2 separate regions of the Homo sapiens genome follow, and region 2 is linked to region 1. A link is a loop called in an ENCODE intact Hi-C map of the cell type or tissue named here. Cell type or tissue: sigmoid colon. All regions are shown on one strand. Links, peaks and the distances in the headings refer to the core of each region. The heading gives the core; the rest is flanking DNA. Region 1 overlaps DYSF (dysferlin). Region 2 overlaps LOC124907827 (a long non-coding RNA gene).

Region 1 (5,370 bases), core at 263-5,262:
TGTGTATGTGTGTTTGTGTCTGTGTGTCTGTGTGTGGTGTGTGTATATGTGCATTTGTGTATATGTGTGTGTATGTGTGTGTGTCTGTGTCCATGTATGTGTGTGTGTGTACGTGAGTACATTTGTGTGCCTGTGTGTGTATATGTGTGCACGTATGTGCATGTGTGTGTGTGTGCATATTTGTGTGTGTATGTCTGTGTCCATGTGTCTGCATATGTGTGTGGTGTGTGTATATTTGTGTATGTTTACGTGTGTGTGTGTGTGTGCGCGCACGCGCGTGGTGTAGGGAAGGAAGGGCCCTGCCTTCCTCCCTTCCTGGTCCAGTGTTTCTCCCTTCCTGCTCTGGCTGACCTCTGAGGTTCTGACTCCTGCAGTGTCTGGGCTGGGGAGAGGGCCCGTCTCATGTGCCCACCACCGCTGTCATCCGGGTACTCTCTGGACCACGGATGTTGAAAGCCGACTTATTTTCCTGTGGGTGCTTTCCAGAGGTTCCTCAGAGAGCCCCCCGTGAGCCCTCCCACTGCACTTTCTGGGATATGGCAGATGCTGCGTCCCTTTAGCTGCTGTCCCCAGCCCCTGGTTCTCAGATGGTCAACTCCACAATCTCTCGCTGCTACAACCCTCTGGGGGTCTCACAGGGCAGGATTCAGAGCAGTTCCAGTCTGGCCTCAGAGTGGTTTCTTCTCCTCCCAGGAAGTCCTTGTGTTCCTTGCCCAGGCATGGGCCAGAGTGCAGCTCCTCCCAAATGTGGCCCCTGCCCTCCTTCTCCATGCCACAAGTTGCTTAAGTTTCCCTGAGCATGCACCAGGTGCCAGGCTTGTGTCTCTCACCTGCAGGGAGCTCATTTTAGGGGGAGAAGGGAGAATACCTCTCCCTTTGATGCACATGGTAGATGGAGTTCTCAGATACAGCAAGAGCTCTCGCCAGAGAAATCTTTTCACAAATTCTCCCTCCATCCCATCCCAGAAGTGGATGTGAAGAGTCCAGAAAGCAGGTCCCAGGCCTGGAGTTTCCAGTCATCGGTAAATTCCAAAGCTCTGGCCCCTTGCTCTGGAGTACCAGTCGTCGGTAAATTGGAGTCCCCCAATTTACCGGGAGTCCTCCCTGGACTGGAGGTACCAGTCGTCGGTAAATTCCAAAGCTCTGGCCCCTGGCTCTGGAGTTTCACATCTCTTGCATCTGTTGTCTCCTGGTGTCGTGGTCAAAGCTTCAGTTTTAATGTGCATTTCCAATTCATTCTTTCGGTCTGTGGTCCATCAGGCAGGCACTTGCCTTATGCCCAGCACAGTTTATTTGGGAAAGTCCTGTCCCCCTTCCCCCTACACACACACTCAGGCCCAGTACAGCAGTGCTGTGGGTGGTTGGGCCTGTAAGATCTGTAGGGGGCCCAAGGAAAGAAGACTCCCTGGGGTAGTTTCGAGCTCTTGTCCTGCCCTGCCTGTCCCTTGGGTGCCCCGTGTTGGCTGACATCGGGAATCTGCCCCTCCTGCAGGATGTTCGAGCTGACCTGCACTCTGCCTCTGGAGAAGGACCTAAAGATCACTCTCTATGACTATGACCTCCTCTCCAAGGACGAAAAGATCGGTGAGACGGTCGTCGACCTGGAGAACAGGCTGCTGTCCAAGTTTGGGGCTCGCTGTGGACTCCCACAGACCTACTGTGTGTACGTGGATGGGGGCTGGCTGCCTGCTTCTCTGACAACACACCACCCCTGTCTTCTCTGACAACACACCACCACTGAGCACTTACTGTGTGCCAGCCCTGGGCTTAGCACTTCCTAGGCATTCTCTCATTGAGTCCAATGGGAGTCCTATCCCCACTCCACAGATGAAGAAACTGAAGCCCAGAGATGTTATTGCTTGTAAGTGGTGGAATTAGGATTTGAACCAAGAACCTGGCTCATCACATTGTTATAATCCAGTTATCTGTAATGCACATAGAAGGCCTAGAGAGGGCTAGGTACCTGGAAAGGGAGAGAGGGAAGGAAGGCAGGAAAGAAGCAGGGGAAACAGATGAGAGGACATGTGTGCTGCAACTGGGCCCGAAGGGGAATTTTGTGATGGTTTATGTCAGGGGAATGCATGTGAGGACTGCACCCCTCTTCCCACCATCTCAAGTCTTCTCTGGGTCTGATTATCTAACTCTGGAAATTGAAAACATTTAAGTTGCAATTCCGTACTTAAATGAGTCCTTTTCTCTCTGAGCCTCCATTTCTCCATCTGTAAAATGGGGATGCCCAGTCATGGTGAGCAATCAGATGGGACACCCACTGTAAAAGCAAGGAGTGGGCAATGCTGTACATGGGGGTACACCAGTCCCTGCATGCCCCTCTACCCTCATGAGTGTCCTTGAAGCATCTCATCTATGTCTTGTGCTTGCTCCTCAGCTCTGGACCGAACCAGTGGCGGGACCAGCTCCGCCCCTCCCAGCTCCTCCACCTCTTCTGCCAGCAGCATAGAGTCAAGGCACCTGTGTACCGGACAGACCGTGTAATGTTTCAGGATAAAGAATATTCCATTGAAGAGATAGGTGAGCTGCCACATGACCCCAAACCATGGTGGGCTCTCGCTGTATCCCTCCCTCTCTCATCAGACCCTCTGCTACCATAAAAGACCCAAGCGGACATAACCCACAGCAGCAGGCTGTGGGTCTCTCCAGGGCAGCACAGATGGGCTCCACTTGCACTTGGTACTTTGAGGATCAGTACTGACCTGTGATGCCACTGTGAAAATTAGAGGTCAGGGCACAGCCAGGGTCAGAGTGCAGTCCAAGGCCAGGTTGGGGCCCATCCGAGGGCAAGATCAGAGGTGAGTCTGAAGCCAGTGTCAGGGTCAGAGTTAGGCTCAGTCTCTTTCTGGCATTGGCTGGTCTGACTCTGGTTGGAGTTTGGGGTACAGTCCACTTCTCAGAAACAGTTTTCTACTTGAATTGCACCAGCCTGGCAGCTTGACCCTGATGGTATCTTCCAAGCTCCCCACTGACAGCCCATGCATCTAAAGGATCCCAAGGCAGGCAGGCCTTGTAGTGCCCCCAGTCCTGCCCAGGGTCCTGCCCAGCTCTCCTGGCTGAGAATCCCGCCACATGCTCTCCGTGTGTCTGAGATGCCCGCAGGCCTGCATCACCCACTCAGAGCAGCTCAGACTCCCCAGAGGTGTTTACAGGCCCAGCTGGCCCCTTGCCTCCTGGTTGCTTCAGAGATGTTTGATGTCAGAGCTGGTGCCAAGGTTATAAAAGGGAAATGATGGCTTTGATGCCCCCATCCCCCACCCCCTCCTCCTTCTCATTCTGTTTTCCTGACTCTCCCAGGTCATGGCTGAGCCAGGCTCGGCCATAAGGCGCCCCCAGCCCTGCCCCCCTTCATTCCCTTTTCCCATAGAATGAGCATCTGTTTTCGGGGGAGTCTCATTTCCTTCTACTAGTCTGTGAGCAACTTTAGCACAGGGCCATGGCTCATGGTCATAAAGTCATAGGAAACAAAAGCCAGAAAGCTAGAGATGGTGAGGTCCAACATCTGCCTGCTTTTACAGATGAGGCTGGTAAGACCAAGAGTGGTGAACGACCTGCCCAACGTCACCCAACCAGCTAGGGGCAGAGCCAGGTTCCTGGCCCTGTGTGCCTTCTGAGGTGCATGCCTCTTCCTTTGAGGCCCCTACTGAAATGGGCAGGGCAGGTCTGATGGGTGAACACATGTGTGTGTACATATAGGTGTGCATGAGCACACCTGGGTACATGTACAGATGTGTGTGTCCACCATCAGCTCCCAAAGCCAAGGCCTTTGACATAGTGGGCTCCAAGTTCATGTTGTTGGATGGTTGGCCAGGCTTCTCTGGGTCAGGAATACCCCATGTCTTCTCCCCACCTGTAGCACCAGTTTTTGACCCATTCCCTAGCAGGGAGGAGCTGTACCTGGGACGCACCTGGGGACAGGCACCTAGGTTCATGCCTAGTCACGCACCTTTCCTAAGTGAGCATGTGATCTCAGCTGCTCTGCTGCTAGTTGTGTGGCTTCTCTGTGCCTCAGATTTCTCTTCTATAAAATGGGGATAATAACAGCACTCAGCTTCTAGGATCCTCATGAAGACTAAATATGTTAATAGCTTGAAGAACAGTGTGTGGCACGTGGTTCCTGCTCTGGAAGTGTTTGCTGTTATTGCTATTATTTTAGCTACTGCTAATAGTAGAACAACTTAAGTGAACGAGAGCATAATACTAACAGCACTAAGATGCCAAATCTAGGAGTAAAGGTTGCTGAGGCTTAGAGTTGGGAGCAGTCAGGGAGAGCTTCCTGGAAGAAGTAGGCTTTGGAGACAGGAGGATTTGTATGGTGGAAAATAGGAATAAAAACTATAGAACAGGCTTGGTAGAAATGATGGCAATGGGGAATCTGGATTTTAAGCCTGGAGCTAGTGGACAGCAAGATTTCCCCTATCAAAAGTGAGACATGAGGACCAGAAAAAGTGCATCTGTGCTGGGGGTGAGGCTGCGGGGGTTAGAGCTTCTTATGACTCTTAGGCAGCCCTGCTCAGCCTGTTCACTGGGCAGCCCCATTATCTCTCGCTTCCCCAGCTCCTGCAACTTTTTTGTCTTCTCTCTGGGGCAGAGGCTGGCAGGATCCCAAACCCACACCTGGGCCCAGTGGAGGAGCGTCTGGCTCTGCATGTGCTTCAGCAGCAGGGCCTGGTCCCGGAGCACGTGGAGTCACGGCCCCTCTACAGCCCCCTGCAGCCAGACATCGAGCAGGTAGGACCTTGACCCTTGGGTCCCAGAGTCCTCGAACTCCAGAAAGCCCCAACCCCAGGGACAACATGGATATCCCAGAGGAGCCAGTGGGTCCCTTGAGATTTGGTCAATCCTTCCTTGACCCATTTCTTCACAGTCTGAGTGCGGCCATGGTTGGCCTGGGAGGGGATCTTTAGGTCCTGGCTTCCTCTGGCTGCCTCCATCCCTCAGGGCCTGCGAAACGAGGCTGAGCTTCTCCCCTCACCCCTGTAGGCCTGGCCTCCGACCTCTCCTTGTCATCCTGAAGCCTCTCTGTTTCAGCCTGACTTCAGGTTGGATTCCCCCATCCAACCACTATCTGTCAGTGACTCAGTCTCAGATGCCCGGCCCTGTGCTGGGTGGCTGTGGGGTATGCAGCCAGGGTGGCCCTGGCATCCTATGACCAAATGACAAAGCCACCCACAGAGAGCAGTCCTCAGTGGGAGGGGAATCCTCCCACGCTGAAGGGCGGGGACCACAGAGACAGCAGCCTTGGGATGGTGACAGGGAGGGCTTCCTGGAAGAGGTGAGCTCAGAGCTGGGTTTTGGAAGAGGAGAAGGGGAGACAAGGTTATAGGCAAAGAGAAAGGCCAAAGTGAGCCATGAGGATGC
Region 2 (5,370 bases), core at 189-5,188, 78 kb after region 1:
TTTATAGATTCAATGATATTCACATTAAATGACCATTGACATTCTTCACGGAATTAGAAAAAAAGTATTTAAAAATTCATATGGAAGCAAAAAAGAGCCTGAGTAGCCAAGACAATCCTAAGCAGAAAGAACAAAGATGGAGGCATCATACTACCTGACTTCAAACTATACGACAAAGGTACGGTAACCAAAACAGCATGCTATTGGTACAAAAACAGACATATAGACCAATGGAACAGAATAGAGATCTCAGAAATAAGACTTCACACCTACAACCATCTGATCTTCGACAAACCTGACAAAAACAAGTAATGGGGAGAGGATTCCCTATTTAATAAATGGTGCTGAAAACACTCGCTAGCCATATGCAGAAAATTGAACCTGTACCTCTTCCTTACACCATATACAAAAATCAACTCAATATGGATTAAAGACTGAAATGTAAAATCCATTTTCAAACATAGCGCATCATGATGCTAGTTAAGTATCTTAGGTGGGATCCCTAGAAATAGTCACTGAGACAAGGATTTAAATGCAAGCAGGAAAGTAACCCCCAAAGCACCGGGGGGAGGGAAGAAGAGAGACAAAGAAGAGAAGAAGCCGATAAAAGGAGTATTATCAAGTAGCTATCAATGTGGGCAACTGGGGCTCCATCTATGGGAAACTATGGAAGACAGAGTTTTCCAAGCCAGGAGGAAGGAAGCTGGGATATTTATCTTCCATCTTCCCATCTTTCTTTTTCTGAGGGCTACCTCTGGGAGCATTAATTCTCCAGTGTTCTGGCTTGTCCCATGCACAAGCAGAGTCACAGGTTTGTATAGCAGGCAGTCTTTGGTCTGTGGAGGAAGTATTGAGGGGCTTTGGACAGGGGACCAAGAGAGCTTGCTGCAATATGATTTTACAAATAAGGTACATCCTCCACCCTTGCCCTAAACCTCACCAAGAGTCTGATGTGCAATCCAGAGTTAGGAATCACTGTGCTGGTGTGCTATGACAAGGTTTTTGGATAATGCTGGAGATGGTCATTATGAGATGAATAAAAAAAATTAATGAAGTGCCCTGTGGGAGACAGTTTTCCATGGGTCTGTCATGTTTCTGCACATCTTGCCAGGAAAAGCACAGGCTCCTTTTATTCCTGACTACCTTTTCAAGGTTGTTTGCTTAGTTAATAGTTTGAGAAGATAAAGGTATCTCCCTCTGGAGCAAAGGACACCTTTGTTTACTATCCAATATAATAAAGACAAGGCCTTCCTCTGGATCAAAATTTAGGCATTATTATGCCTATTATAAAAGATTCAGGATGCCTAAGCTAGAGATCCCTTCTCTCCTGTAATGCAACCCACTGTGTGTGCAGGCATCACCTGGCCTTCTTTACATTACCCTGTAGGAATTAGGATTCACGGGACTGGTGCCAATGTTGATTCTCTGGTTACTGCTTATTTTTGTGAGTAATGAACTATCCTTTGTCTCTGACCCAGGAGTCTTGTGTCTTCTGCCAGCATCCATGAAACAGTGGCAGCTAGCTTGCTGGCTTGCAAGAAGGACAGAATCTGAGCTCCTTCACAGTTCTTGACACCTCTTCCCTAATCCCCCACCCCAAAGTCCGTGGTCATCATGTAGTTGATGAAAAGAGACATGAGATTTCCTGCTCGGGAGCTCATAATCTACTTGAGGAAATAAGACAAATGAGTAGGAAATAAGAAATTATCTACAACACTGCCTGATGAATAACAGCATAGTCCTTGAGTAGAGGCTCTGAGAGTGGATGGGAGGGAGGGAAGGGTATTTTAGGTGTGAAGAAGATCTGGAGCAAAGCAGGGAGTAAACACAGGGTGTCCAGGACAGTCCTGGGCTAGGTGAGGGTTGGCCCTAACACAGAGAGTCAGGAGTGCCCAGTTGGGGAATGCAGACTGGGCTCTGTGGGTCATGGGGAGTTCTAGAAGCCCCTATATCGTGTTGCCTTTTTTTCTCATGTTCCACCCTTTTTCTTCTCTAGGACTCACTGACCTGACCCCTCCATCTCCCCAACTCACTGTGCCCCAAGGTATCTTGGAAAAATCCCCAAAGAAGATATGGCAGTTTTGTTTGTGTGGCCTGTGAGCTGGGATGGGAGCTGAGTCCAGAGTCCATAAGAGCCCCCACCCACTCTCCTGGGCAGCAACGAAAGACCACCAGGAATGTCCAACAGGGAATAGATTTATGGCCAAGCTAGGAGGAGCATCCCTGTGAAGACACCTACGGAGTCGTTTCGACAGGAGAATTTACAAGCGCCCTCCTTCGCTTGCTACTGAGTGGAAAAATACACTGAGCCCAGAGCAGTGAACTCCTTGCCAAGGCCTGTGACTCATCTCCAAGTCATAAATAACGGGTCCCTCATGACAAAGCAGAGAAGGGAGCCGGGCCCAGGGCCACGTATTTATTAGAAAAGAGAGTGGAACCATTAGTCGGGGGCTTGGTTTCCAGGAAACTCAAACCACACCACAGTAGAGAAGGTCAGGAGGCCCTTCCACAGGAATTCAGACCTGACATTTTTTTCATATTCTCAAACTTTCATGTGGGGAGGAGACCCCTGCTACATCCACCAGAGGCATCCCCTGGCCACCCAGTTCCATGGGCCAGGAGGAGTCTTGCTGTTTCCCAGGCCCTGGGGGCCACTCCACCATCCCCTGCCCCTGATACTTTTGATGGCGACCAGGGGAGGCAGAACCGCCTGTCTCGGTGGCCCCACTGACATCAGGAAACGTTTAGTGCCTGAGAAGTGTGACCTCTGACGAGTTACGACTCCTCCTGAGGCCTCCATTTCACAAACCTTCCAGGACCGCTGTCAGAATGAGGTGGGGGAGTAGACTCAGGACCGTGCAAGCCCATGGGATGAGCTCACAGCCATGAGCGGCATGGTCTAAGGGAAGAAGGAAAGAGAAGAGAAGAGAAAAGTTGGCTCTGCTGGTCTCTCCCTCTGGGTTGTTCCCCTTGTCTCTGTGCTCTTCTCTGTCTCTGATTATAAAGGACTCAGAATCTAAAGGATAATAGATGCAGATGGATGGAACAATAAATCGTGTGGACTGTTGATAAAACCTTTGTGCTTGAAGAAAATACAACTGTGTGTGGTTCTGAGAAGGCTGAACTCATCATCTCCCCCTAAACCCACTCGTGTGTGGTCAACACCACCTCCCTAGTTGTTCAGGCCAGAAAAATGTGTGTCTAGGTTGATACCCCACATCACCCCTACTTCCTGCAGCAATGACCTTTGCTCTCCCCAACTTCTCTTCCTTGGTCCCCACCCCTCCCACCCCTGCCACCCCTCCCACCCCTGCCACCCCTGCCCTGGCTCAGGACACTGACATCCTTCACCCGATAGCATAGGTCTGAGCACATTGCACTCCCAACCCTTTGGTGGCCTCCCCTGATCTTCTGGCTCAAGTCCACTCTCTTCAGACCCCAAATGCAGGCCTGGTGGTGCTATTCCTTCTCTCTTGTTCACGGCTCAAGGCCAGGGGCTGGCGCCTCCTTCTGCATGCTCCTTCCTCAGAGTCCCTGCCCATGCAGACACTTCCCTTAGCCTCCCGAAGCCTTGGTGGCCCCTAACTGCTCGTACTCATCTGTGTCCCCACCCTGGCCATGCACTCCTTCAGGCAGGGGCCATCTTACTCATCTAATCCTTCCTGGCTGCACAGAACCTGGCCTGCAAATGACAGCTGGGGAGAGCTCAAGGAGTGAATGATATGAATGGCTGAAGAGATGAATGAAGTGATGAATCAATCCTGCCTGCATGACAGCTCTTGGCACAGACAGGAATGTGTGCTGCATCTGCTTCCCTGCTCTGAACTGTGCCCTATTTTCATTGCCTTCTTCTGGCCCTAACTAATGACTGGCCTTACACACAGAGGACTAATGGAAGCTCTGTGCGTGGGTCAGCTGTTTGATCTTTGCTACCTCAGCTGTTAGGGAAACTTCACTCTTCTACCCTGATCTATGCTGGGCATTTCAGACACTGCAGGAAGGTCAGGAACATTTATTGTGTTTCCAGGGTCCTGGTTCTGAGATATCGAGGCTGGAAATGCATCCCCCCAGGTGTGTTTCCATGTGCACTGCAATCACAGAGCATGAGCATTGAAGCAGAATGAAATCGCGACACTCAGACCTGAGAAGCGTCACAGGAGTGCTTTGGACCAACATCTTCACTGTACTGATGAGGTCCTTGGAGGCAAGGGCTCGACCTGCAGTCCCCCGTGTTGGTGAGAGGCAGCCCTAGAATCCCAGGTTCCTGACTCCCAGTCCATGCTCACTAGTGAGCCTTTCATGCTCGGCAGTTCCCTCAGCTGTCTCCTCTTGCCACTGCCCCTCCTCCTGATGTTCAGGAGCCCTGGGCTGCTCAAGCTCCCTCTCATTCAGCCAGTGTTGCCTACAAACTCTCTCTCCAGGTATTGCCAGCCTCACTGTTTTCCAGTTCTGTTTATTGTTTATTTTTGCAGATAGTTATCTGCCTCCCATCTAGTATGTGGGGCATAGAATCTATTGCAGGGACAAAGAGACCTCAGCCTTGGTGATAACAGGTTTGGGTCTCAGAATCCCAGGGCTTAGAATCACCTTCTTGGGACTTATTCAAGTCAGCAGGTCATCCAGGTGCATCGCTGATCCTGTTTCAACTTCTCGCAGGCTCAGAAAGGGCTGAGAAGGACCCAGAGTGGAATTACTACAGGCTCATCCATCTCAGTGGGGCTAAGGGTGCTCACTGATCAGGGAGGGAGAGCACACCCGGCTAAAGGCCATAAACAGAAGAGAGACAAGTTTGGATAAATATGAGGCAAACTCTGTGCTTGACTCTTGAGTCTTCACCACTTAAGTTTTCAGCATCAAGAGGATCCACTTTGGGAGGACTTCCTGGAGGAGATAAACTCTGGGAAAGTTCACTGGGAACCTGGGAGAAGGTGGACTGGGAGAAGAGGAGGGACAGAAGCTGGAAGAATGTCCCCCTAGTCCTGGGACCTCGATTAATGCTGGGGCTGAAGTGTCACCATATTTAGCTCAGGGAGTGGAAGGCCTCATCCTCTGTAGGGTGGGAGAGACCGGGAGGCTTAGATTCAACCTAGAGGGGTTATTCAGGCTGATGTCTTGGGCTGTAGCCCTTGGCATGGAATCTTCAGCCTTAGGTTCCAGAGGGACATTACCTCCCCACCATGACCCTCCTGAGCCAGGTCTCAGCCTAAGCTGCTGCCACTGCCCATTGCTTGAATGGGCTTGAATGTTTATTCCCCTCAAAACTCATGTTGGAATTCAGTTGCCATTGTAACAGTATTAAGAGGTGGGGCCTAATGGGAGTTGTTTAGGTCATGAGGGCATCACTCTTACCAATGGAGTCATGCTGCTATA

Evidence for each region. Hi-C counts contacts between places; a loop is a spot of excess contacts. Peaks named below come from ENCODE experiments on the same cell type or tissue, not always from the same donor. Only the 100,000 strongest peaks of a DNase experiment are listed, where the experiment ranks them.
Region 2: it touches region 1 in a loop (1.9-fold over the local background); 2 of 110 quality-filtered maps call a loop at or near these places.

Annotation. Positions count from the first base shown.
Region 1 is chr2:71,662,776-71,668,145 of GRCh38, forward strand. It overlaps DYSF (dysferlin), which reads left to right. Exons shown (of 56, transcript NM_001130987.2): 46 at 1,493-1,663; 47 at 2,387-2,529; 48 at 4,601-4,740. Among named protein-coding and RNA genes, the nearest start is that of DYSF, 200 kb to the left of the region's middle. In sigmoid colon, for the core only: no CTCF peak of the experiment used is centred there; DNase peaks (open chromatin) are centred at 3,166 and 3,536.
Region 2 is chr2:71,740,708-71,746,077 of GRCh38, forward strand. It overlaps LOC124907827 (a long non-coding RNA gene), which reads left to right. Exons shown (of 2, transcript XR_007086966.1): 2 at 1,997-3,074. Among named protein-coding and RNA genes, the nearest start is that of DYSF, 280 kb to the left of the region's middle. In sigmoid colon, for the core only: no CTCF peak of the experiment used is centred there; DNase peaks (open chromatin) are centred at 2,334 and 2,724.